Regions from separate parts of the Homo sapiens genome. Here region 2 is linked to region 1. Evidence: chromatin contacts called from ENCODE Hi-C data. All regions are on one chromosome and are shown on one strand. The core of a region is the stretch at or near the end of the contact, and the rest is flanking DNA. Distances in the headings are between cores, read along the strand shown.

Evidence for each region. A loop is a pair of places that touch in the nucleus more often than their neighbours do. Pooled maps may share reads with other maps.
Region 2: a map of heart left ventricle shows a loop between it and region 1 (5-fold over the local background). The contact joins two enhancer-like sites. A Hi-C loop is called at or near these places in 2 of 168 maps with a recorded cell type or tissue (endothelial cell of umbilical vein and heart left ventricle) and 1 of 50 pooled maps.

Annotation. Positions count from the first base shown.
Region 1 is chr13:59,341,571-59,347,121 of GRCh38, reverse strand. No RefSeq gene overlaps it. Among named protein-coding and RNA genes, the nearest start is that of DIAPH3-AS1, 670 kb to the left of the region's middle. Within about 2 kb of position 1,626, at least 6 of the 41 ENCODE cell types and tissues checked have a DNase peak (open chromatin) inside an H3K27ac peak, as active enhancers do; they include heart left ventricle, where a contact is called at or near this core.
Region 2 is chr13:59,527,589-59,533,431 of GRCh38, reverse strand. It overlaps LOC107984625 (a long non-coding RNA gene), which reads left to right. Exons shown (of 5, transcript XR_001749886.2): 2 at 2,044-2,080. Among named protein-coding and RNA genes, the nearest start is that of DIAPH3-AS1, 480 kb to the left of the region's middle. Within about 2 kb of position 1,516, at least 15 of the 41 ENCODE cell types and tissues checked have a DNase peak (open chromatin) inside an H3K27ac peak, as active enhancers do; they include heart left ventricle, where a contact is called at or near this core.

The DNA of each region.
Region 1 (5,551 bases), core at 377-2,876:
AATTACAAGTAGGTATAAATATGATTGCAGAACTGCCTCTGAGCCGCCACTCTGGGCACACTGCCTCTACGGTAGCCCCACTCTGCAGGCAGCAGTACCTCTGCTGCTGCTGGACACTGCTGCTTCAGTAAAAGTTGCCATCAAACACCTCCCACTCACCCTTGAATTCTTTCCTGGGTGAAGCCAAGAACCAACCATCCTGATCTAAGCCCCAAATTTGATGCTTGCCTACCCTACATCCATTCCCTGAAATTAAACAAAATTACAGTCCAAGACTTTCTCCCAAAGTTATCTTCACTTGAACTATTGCAGAACAGAACAAGAATAAAGAACTGCTGATTTCCATCGCCTTAGTTGACAGTCATTGCTATTTTTCTTCTTCTGTTTACCATTTGAAATTTTGGCACTTTTCCCTCTATATTGATATGAAACAGAAAAGTTTGCCGTGACAAGACACTGAAACTATTTCTGTATTTCTTTCCTTGTGGTTTAAAACACAGACAGGTCTCTGCATTCTAAAGTGGTGGTTTTCAACCGAGGGTGGTATTGCTGCTTTTCCCCCTACCCTCCAGGATGCTGGGCAATGCCTGGAGACATTTTTTTACTGTCATGCCTTGGGGACTGGAGGAGCTACTGGCATCCAGTGGTTAGAGGTTGGGGATGCGGCTAAACATCTACAACGCACAGGACAGCCCCCACAACAATTATCTGGCACAAAATGTCAATGGAGCCAAGGTGGAGAAACTGTTCTAAAATAACCCCTCCAAAACCTTGCTCAACCCTTCTAGGCATTCTCAATCTGGCTTATGTCAATCTGGCAATTCCACTCCATTCTGCTATTGGGAGTACTACAGTCTTGTGAAATTCAAAGGCCTTTAAAATTTTTTTTGCAAGGTCATCTCCTTTAATTATGGGACATTTGATCCTTTTGGCGCATATATATATGTGTGTGCTGTTTTTTTTTCTGACATCATGTCTCCCTCTTCACTCCATTTTTATGTTCTTTTGTGTCTCCCCTTCATCTTTCCATTCTCTAAACAGTTCTTTAAAAAAAATTTTTTTTTAACTTTTACTTTTTAGATGTGGGATCTTGCTTTGTCATCCAGGCTGGAGTGCAGTGGTGCAATCACATCTCACTACCTTCTTGAACTCCTGGGCTCAAGGAATCCCCTGCTTCACCCTCCCAGGTAGCTAGGACTACAGGTGCATGCCACCATGCCTCGCTAATTAAAAGAAAATTTTTTTTTTTAGAGTCTGGGTCTTGCCAGCTTGCCTACTCTGGTCTGGAACTCTTGGGCTCAAGCAATCTTCCCACCTTGGCCTCCTAAAGTGTAAGGATTATAGGCATGATCCACTAATAGTTCTAATCTATGATGTCTTTCCATCATTCCCTATGTGCTCAAACACTCCTGACTCTATTATAAGTTTGTGCTGTTTATTAGGTAGTGCTGAGACTTGGATTGCCCTGTTTGGAGCAGGGAGAAGCCTGGGAAATGTTCTGCTGACTCTGTTTTCTTTAGCTCACTTTGGGGTCACATTGGGAGTATCTGGTCCTGAGCCAGGGGAGTGTCATCGCATGGAGATTGTGCTGCTAACAGAGGGCTCACGTCACTGATGTTGGCCCTTCTCCATAGAATGCCAGCCACATGTCAGGCCCTGTGTGAGGTACTTCTCACATATTTATCTCTACAGGGAAGCTGTTATTAACCCTCCTATGAATAAGAGGAAAGGGAGGCCCAGCAAGACATCCAAGGACACTGGCTAGCAATGTGTAGAACTAGGAGTTGTACACAGGATGATTTGATTTAAAACCCTCACTCTTTCCATAGGACGATGTTGTCTTTGAGTGCTGCAAATAGTTAGGGACATCTCAACACAGCTAGGTTTGTTTTAGAGCTTGGTGAAACCATGTAAAAGTGTTTAGATGACCAGAATGGCTTGAATCAAATTGACCTGGTATTCTCAAGGCTGGAAAATATTTCATTGCTTATTACTCTCTCTCTCTTTTTTTTTTCATGGCCAGCAGAGAATTGGTTTCATTCACATATTCAATTTATAACATAATTCAGCAATTACGCTAGTTGCTGGGGTCTTCGGCACATCACGTAGAATTCTTAAGTCAGGGTGGCGTCCCCCGGCTCTGCAGTCTGACTGGCATGGCTTGATACCACACAGCTCTTCCAGGACTCACTCTTTCTCAGTCATCTAACTTGAATTCTCCAACCCTCAAACTATTCCCCTTTCAGATCAGGATAGTGACACTTCAAATCACAGTGTTGCCAGGAGGCTCAAAAGACTCCATGCACAAAGACTTCGCTGACATGAAGTAAGCAGGGATGAAAACCCCCTTCATTTTCCCTTTCATTAAAGGAACCAGGGACATGGTACCAGGGTGTCCAGCAGGGTGTGCCTGTGAACAAATAAAACATCCACAAACAAGACAAAGTGCCTTGGCACTACATAAAACAGATGTCACTTGTTTGATAACAAACCAGAAAAGAGATAGGGTGAAATGTGGAACATCGGTGGGAGATTCTTTAGGCAGATATAATCTGTTCTTATAATCCGTTTTTGTAGTTTTGCTCTGGTGAAAGTGGCTTCTATTTCCATGCTTAACCTGTGCTGGCGAATTCCTGTATGCAGTGTGGCAAATTACTGCCATGTCCTGTTTCACAGATGGCTGCTCTTTTGTCACGAGTGGAAATTTTCCAGTGCGTAAAGGAATGAAAGTTTATTTGAAGGGTGTGAATGTTTTTATAAACAAGATATTCTAGACATTATTTCTACCCACAATTTACTTTTGTGCTTTGTGTGTGCATGTGTATGCTTTGGAAAAATCTTTCAAAATCCCATCCAGATGGTTTCATTCCCTTGAGCTAATCTCACCATCACCTGTGTTTTCTTACATTCATCTGTCCAAGTGTGGCAGACACAGTCCCTTGGCAGACTCTCGGTCTTTCCCAATCTCTTTCTGCCAGCTAGTCAGAGCTCCAGAAAGGTTGTCACTTTTCCTAATAAAGGGGGCCCATTTCTTCCTTTAGTCTCCCTTTTGTTCACTCCCCTCTGCTCCTTTTCTTTTTTTAAAACCGTGATCAAAGTTATGATGACTGGAGCTGCAGCAGCCATCTTGTGATCAAGAAAGAGAGCCAAGACAATCATAAAACTTCCAGCTCTTGTCTCTGAGACTGCAGACCTAACACCAGTGGCTGATCTCCAGACTTCCTGTTAGGTGAGACAAAGAAATGCCCATTGCCTTGAATTGCTGTCAGTCACATTCTTCTGTTCCTTGTATATCCCTACATTCTGATATGGTTCCGTTCACTGGTGAATTTTCATAGATCCTCTCCATCAATTCATTTTCTGCTAAAAACTCATCTTTTTGAGGAAGGCATGAATGATTGAACCCTCATTCTCATCCCGAGTATATTCATTTTCTTTTCATGGCGCTCAGTGAACATTATCATTGAGCAGTCCTTTACTTCCGTTAATACATTGCACTTTGCAATACTAATATATCCTATTTGTCACTATGTTTTACTACAGACGCGTTCTTCTTTTTGTGTTTTGCTTTTTGTCTTTCCAGATAAATAGTGTGTCATAAAGTCTGAGTTTTTTTGTGTGTGTATTCCCTTAAGATGTATAATCCAGAACGCTCTTCTCATTAGACACTTTAGTAGGTATTTTTGATGGATGGACACACCACACATTGAATTCATTCTTGTAGCTGCTACTAGGCAACAAGATAAGGTGTCAGTGTGTGGTGGTGTTCACACATACAGAGTTAGGCCTAGACAGACTTTCATAGTGTCAGTTACTTCAACTGGGCAAGAACCAGACTTGTAACTAGCTCCCGCCCCCCTTCTTTTGCTCAGAACTGCTTTTCTCAATACCTTCCCACTACAGGATTCCTTTCAGAGCTCAAGCCCTGAACGTTTACATGTGGCATATGCATAAAGAGAGTTCTTTTTTTTTCAAAGTGCAGATCTTTTCTTCTTGATTTGGCATCTGACTGTGGTTATTTCTATTATTAAACATCAATGGTTCATATTATATAACAGTAGTTATTCAGAATGAGAAGGTATAATATAAAGTAATAAGGTGCCTTCAGCTATGCATTGCTTTACAGTACTTGGATTATTTAATTTTTTTTCATCTTTCACTTCTAGCTGTCCCTATCATTTCCATTGAATTGCACACACAGTATTTCCCTATAAAAAAATTTATCTCTTTTCTTTCTTAAAGGAAAACATTGAAAAGGGCAATAGATTCAAACCCTTTGAATGTTGACTCCCTTTCTTTACACAAATACTTGAAAACCCTTGTTAATTAGAAACAAAACAGCACCTCCCACATTCATTTTGCTTCTTTGTGTCATCTCTGACAGTTATGAGAGACAAATGTGTTCCCCTTCATTACTGGCACCACTCAAGCAGTAAAGCTCAAAGAGAAGAAAATGTGAACAAATGCAAGGACGTAGGAAATGCGTTAAATACGGTCATTGGCTAACACGTACAATGATTTCATCTTAAACAGAGACAGGAAACACCCAACCTCATTCTATTTTTTTTTCATATTATCAAGAATTTGAAGCCTTAAATAGCTCTCCTATGTCATTTCTTCAGGAACTGATTTAATATCCTTGTTTATGATTTGAAAACAGTAAGAAAGAGACTGCATTTTTGTTTTGTAAATTCAAAAGGAATGCTAGCTTGGAAAGACTCGTTGATTGAAATGAATTGTTCAGGCACATGGTGAAGACTCTAACACATCTTTAAAAACTCTGAAGCCTTCTCTGTGCACTTGGTACAGGGCTATCCTACTCTTGTCCCACTGGCTTATACCAAAATCTAACTTCTGATATTTCCCTTTTTGCAGTCTTCCCATTAGACTCCTGCTTGAGAGGCAGGAAAGCTCCTGGCAAATGCATTTGAAGCACAAGTGTACTCTGAGATGAAAGTGTTATGGATATAGAACTGTTATCACACTCGCATAGTCTCATTCTCACTTGCTCCTCAGCTATATGATCTTGGCTTCCTGGCAATCCACTTGATTACAATGTGTAAATGTCTAGGTCCAAAGTCGGGCTCACATTTTCATCTACTTGTGGAGATTGTTTTTCTTCCCTATCTCCATATTACTTTGCTTTGACCCCTTTTAATTAAAGAAGCTGAATCTTTTGACTTCTGAATCTTGTATTCCACTGATTTTTGTTTTTGACAAATGGAAGCAGGATAGCAAGGCTGCCTGGAAATGTGTTGCTGAAGAGAAAACACTGCTGCCTGGAAGACACATCTGGACATGTCGGCCTCAGATATTCTGTTTGGAGATCAAAGTATGGTAGCCCATAGCAGTCAAGCCATGAGCTGCTGCCATTCACCTGCCTCTGCATGAGCAACATTCTTTTGAACTGATCCTCCTCTAGTGCTGTTTCCATCTTGCTACACTTCTCAACCATCCCAGTCTTTGTAAGCATGGCAGGGGCACAAGTAATGGGCGCAGTAGCCCACTGACCAGCTCATTATACTTGCAACTTTCTTTCTTTCTTTTTCTT
Region 2 (5,843 bases), core at 267-2,766, 190 kb before region 1:
ATGAGTTTTCTATGCAAAGTGTCTTGCCTTAAATCTCTTTTTCTTTCATGCTAGTAAATAGAAGTAAGAAGCTTTCTCCCTTATAAATACAGACCAGAAAGAGGTCGATAGAATGCCAGTTCTATGTTTTTCAAGATTAATAGATGTTAATAAAATGAAGTGATAAAATTGCTAATTGGATTCAGAAGGTAGAACTGTGGCAAGAAATACTTTTTAAAGGGTTTTTAAAAATTGTGATTTTTATTGGAAGGAGGTGGATGGGAAGATACTCCTTATGTTGGGATCTGGAATGGCCTAATTATCTTTGGAAAGTCCCTGTTTTACTTAATTCTGTATTCATATCTTCCTTACAGTACTCAGTTTTCTTAGATTTTCTTCTCTCTTGCAAAATGAGAGGGTTCAAAATTACTTAATTTCAATTGATGCCATTGTCTCTGGAAAGCTGCAAAAAGGCATCAGACAGCAATTATGCATTTACTATTTTATTGTTAGTGTCATGTACCTTCCAAATGGAACTGCTACAAATAAACATTTCATATTTGTCAGCCTTCACAATGTTACGGTGGTAATATCAACTGGGTCTACCTTTGTACATGGGTGTATATCTGTACATATGTCTTTCTAGAAAAGAATATTCAGTACATGCTTGGAGAAATTTTAATAAAAAATAGTTATAACATCTAAGAGTACAAGAAAACACACGTTTAGTTTTAGGCCTATTGCAGAGATAATTTGAGGCCTAAAAATTGTAAGCCTTTCATTAACACATTTATTTGTAGAGAAAATTTGTCTCTGAATATATAGTGGATTGAAAATTCCTGGACAGTGAATGAGTCATATGTCTTGGTATTTGCCGTAGCAACTAATAAGCCTGAGTAATTTACCTGGTAATCTGTAATCTTGCTTCAAAAAAGTATTTAAGGTAGATTACTGTAGAAGCCACACATAGAGTTGCAAAAGACAAAAGAAAAGAATTAAAATCTTTTAGGAAAGAGAATGACATTCTCCAACCTGGGCTAATATTGAATTCTGCAATTTTAGCTTTGAGTTTCCTGGAAAATAAGACAAGAAGTAAAACATGATGGATAAATATTTATCATTATCAAATGTAAGAAAGTAAGTCATTTTGACAAGAACAACAAGCTTTTACTGATAAAAGAATGTGAAATGAATTCATATGGAACTGTAGAAGGAGAATATTGAGCTACATGAAGTGTAGCTTGAAGACCAGATTTTTAAAAAGCGGAAATGTTTTTGGTATAAATATTTCTTATATTGATATTTGAAAAAAAAACTCTGCCTGCTTAATATTAAAATATAAGTCAGCAGTCATCATGAACAAAAATGTTACGTGGAAAGATTGTCATATCCTAGAAATTAGATGGCGGCCTAGAGAGTTACATAAACAAAGAATAGCTGGAAAGAGTTCAGCATAGCAAAAGCAGCTACAAAAATAAACTCGGGCAAAAGCTGTGCTGAACAAAAGCTTCACCCTGGCAAGCCGCCAAGGGAAGTTACTCAAACTGGGCAGAGCCTTTCCTGAGAAACCTCTGCCTCCTGGTCGGGAAGTTTTCCCTTGAAATCCTAAGCTTTTCTGGTCGTTTTATCTAAGAATTCTGCCTAGAGTAACAGTTATTAGGTTCTACCTCACTTAGCATACTGTGATCTTGACATCAGGGCAAGGAGCTCGCTCTTATCTCAGTGCATCTGCACAGTCAACTTCCTCAGTTACAAACCCCTCCTACCTACCCTCAGCCCCTGCTGGGCCCAGTATCTACTTAACAGTTCACACGTAGCCTCTGCTTAACTACTGCTTCCTTCAGGAAGTCTTCCCAAATCTGAGTAAGTTGTCCCCAGGTCGGTGATTCTCATGCCTGGCTGCACATCAGTATCACCTTGTATGCATTTGAAATACACCAAGGCCCAGGCTCCACTTTTGGTAATTTAGACCAGGAAGTTCTGCTTTAATTATTCTGGGTGAGGCACAGACGTAGATAGTCGTGAAAGTTCCCCAGGTGATTCTTTTTCCTTTTTTTTTTTCAGAGCCAGCACACTGGACCCAGCTGATTCTAAGGAGCAGGTGATACTAAGAACCTCTATTCTGCATTATCTATTAGCTCTCTGCATTTCCCGGTCATAACACTTACCAATTCAATTTAATGCAATATTAATTTATTGAGCATCTGCTACGTGTAAAGGATAACTTGGTGAATAATTAGTGAATAAAACATACAGGATCACTATGTTTATAAAGCTTACAGAAGACTAGCGCAGTGAATACTGAGCCAGTTCTTTGTAAATGCAATGAGTATTTAAAGAGGAACATTACAGAGTACAATGTACTCTGTATTCTGTAACCAAAAAAAGGTAGTCTACTGCAGCAGGTTGAGTCATCTTTTGCAATTTTTTTTTCCTTAGGGTCTCACTGTTGCCGAGGCTGAAGTGCAGTAGTATGATCTTGGCTCACTGCAGCCTTGACCTTCTGAGCCTCCTGAGTAGCTGGGACCACAGGCGTGCACACCGTGCTTGGCTAATTTTTGTATTTTTAGTAGAGATGAGGTTTCAGCATGTTGCCCAAGCTGGTCTTGAACTTCTGAACTCAAGCAATCTGCCCACCTCAGCCTCCCAAAGTGCTGGGATTATAGGTGTCAACCACCGTGCCTGGCCCATCTTTTGCAATTCTTGACACCAACCCTATATTAGAATTATACATCTATATCTTTTATCATGTGACTTTGCAGTACTTTCCTACAACAGGCCTTTCCTGCACTATTGACATTGAGCTTGGTCATGGGACTTGCTTTGGCCAATGGAAAGTTAATGGACATCATGGGGCAGAGGCTTCTAATGTATTTGACATTTTGTGCTCTAGCGATCCACCAGGCAGAGAGCATGCTCTGAGAAGCCTGTGCCCCAGAATTAACACACAAGTGTCTTTGACCTGAACCCAACTCACAGTGAGGAACTATGCCCAGAGAAACTTCAGTCTGAAGTAGAACCTCCCACTGGAGCCTAGCCAAGATCAAGCAAAGTATAGAGAACCTGCAGACCCATGGGCATGAGAATGAATGCTTGTAAGCCACTGACATTTGGGATGGTTATATAGCATTACTGTGGCAACAGCTAACTAATACATGAGGCTGGGGCTCAGACCACATTGCATTTGCCTAAATAAGCCATGTTTACTTTATCTTGTTCATCATTGTATTTCTTATTCCTATTACACTGTGTGATATGTAGCAGGTGCAAAAAATGTGTATTGAAGGAATACAAATATGGTTTCTGACCCCAGCGATCTCACAGGATAGTGTATGAGACAGTTCTGTGAACTGTTATAATGTGAAGTGATAAATGCAGTAATAGAAGAGCTATGATAGCATGGAGGTAAGAAGTCTTCAAGTCTGGTGTTACCTACACCAGGGAAAAGTGTCAAAAAAACAAAGCACCCATATTTGAATATAATAAGAGCTACTTATTTTGTCCATCAGAAGTTTTTATTAAACTTGCTGGTATAAGGTGGGCTACTTTGGAAGTCATATAAAAAGACTTATAGTTCCTGCCATGACTTAATAAATTATATGTTCAAACATTTTCAATATATGCACAGAATAACACGAGATATATAGAATCTACATTGCACACAAGAAAAAGGTCAATGGGCTTACAGCTGGGGTCTAGTGAATGAAATTCCAGAGAGTTATAGACTGGAATATGTGTTTATTCTGAAAAGGCACATTGTGGCTTTATAAATCAAAGTGAGAACTCATCAGAAATTGCACAGTGAAGGATAAGGAGTGGGTGAAGATGAAAGTGCAAGATGCACCTACTCCCTGTTTTCAACTGTGCACTATAAATAAACGTCCTCCCCAAATCACCAGTGACCAACAACTGTCTTCCTTCTTCTGACTACTTCACTCAGTCCCTTTCACACATGGCCCTGTGAGAGCTTATGGATTTATAATTTGATCAAGGTTAGAAACGCATTGTCACTCCTAACTAGGTATTGCAGAGAGATATTTAGAAGTGTTGTTTATAGGAAAGAGATTGCAAAATATTTTAAAGAGCTGTGCGTCTCAGTGTTCATTAGTACCAATTTGTTGGCTTCCCATTGGCACCCCTCTGCAGCCTTCTTCTACTGAGTCAGTTACTCCTCTCTATTCTTTGTCTTCCAAAAAATGTATTAAAATCTCTAACTTGCTGAGGTCTCTTCTATTTTTATCTTCCAAAAATACACTGAAATCTTTAATTTGCTGAGATCTCCTCTTGCACTATCTTTTTTTCCTTATGGATTAATGCCCCTTTTCTGGTATTTTAGCAGGGTTTGGGGAAGCAGAAGGCTAAAGTGTGTGTGATCAGTCTGACATTTTTAAAACCAGAAATCTACAACCTTATTCATCATAAGTAAAAATTGGGGACAACGTACATTTGCAAAGACAAGGAAGTTGTTAAATAAGTCAGGTGTATGCCCAGGCTGAAATTACATGTGGGAACTAAAAATATGGCTTTGAAGATTATTTAATGACAAGGTGAAATGCTCAGAATAGAAATTAAGGACAAAAAGTCAGATTGTAGAATTCTCTTTACAGGCTGACCCTAATTCTCTCATTCACATATCAAAATGATAATAGTTGCTAGTACATTTGGATGGTGAGATTATAGCAAATTTATCTTATTTCATTATTTTTTCAATTTAAGATACCAGCTTATTTTGTGTATTGCTTTTATAATTGAAATAATAATACAAAATTCTATGTAAGTCTTTTTTTCATCTAATGTTTTAAAGAGCAAATCCCTCAAATCTTACCAATAGATGCTTTTATCTGTAGGTGACTAAAGCAATCAAAATTTGATTATTTTACTATTCAATTTCCAGATTAATTGATAACATTTTTTAAAGATCCCAAACTCCCAAATTTTAGATGATTAAAAGACTCCAAAGATACCATTTCTTTTGGAACATTTTGCTGTCCCCCACTACTTTCCAGATAATAAGAGAAGATGGTAGGGTTATGGAGATAAAGAAAGGTCTTTATGATTTAGCATTGCTAGCACAAATACACTTTTTCAGCACTCCACCCTTAAGCATTCAGCTATGCACAACTGGGTATGAAAAGCATTCACATTTCATCTATATTAAATGTTGTAAATTACATTCTCAAAAGTCCCTGAGGTGTACCTACCAGTCACACTAATAACTTTCAAACAGCATGACCAAAGCAGGAAGTAGCATCCTTAGATAAGACAGGAGGTTCTGCTTAGAGCCTCACCATGGGACATTTCATTTATTTTGAATGTGTGTGCAATGATTTGTTCATTTCTAGTTTTTCAGATTGCAAGCAAGCCTTCTAGATTATAGAGGTGAGAGTACTAACATTTTCTTCTAGGTTGTTAAGTTTCTTAGCTCAAGTGAGAGGGTACATCTGTAGTCAATTATCTTAAATGTTATGATTGTTCCCTTTTTCAAAGTCTATTGCCCTTGAATAAAAATCCAAGCTCCCTGTTATATTCTTCAAGGTTCTGTATTGCTGACTCTAAAGGTAATGTTAAAGGAATGAACAGGGTGCACAAGGGTCTTGGTGGAATGGTCAGAAATGGCTGCTATAAATGTGAAAGATGAGCACAGTGTGCACGAGAGCACAGGGACTCTTGGCTGTGTGTGGTATGGTGGGGTGGAGTGGGGTGGAGCTTGGCTTTTTCAAGGGATGTAAAGAAAGCCTATGTGACTGTAGCACATGGGGCAAGATGGAAAATCATGCAATATGGGACTGGGGAAGCTGTGGTTTTCAACAATGCTGGTCTTGAGTAACCCAGATCTCTGACTTGGGCATTATTTTCTCCTCCTT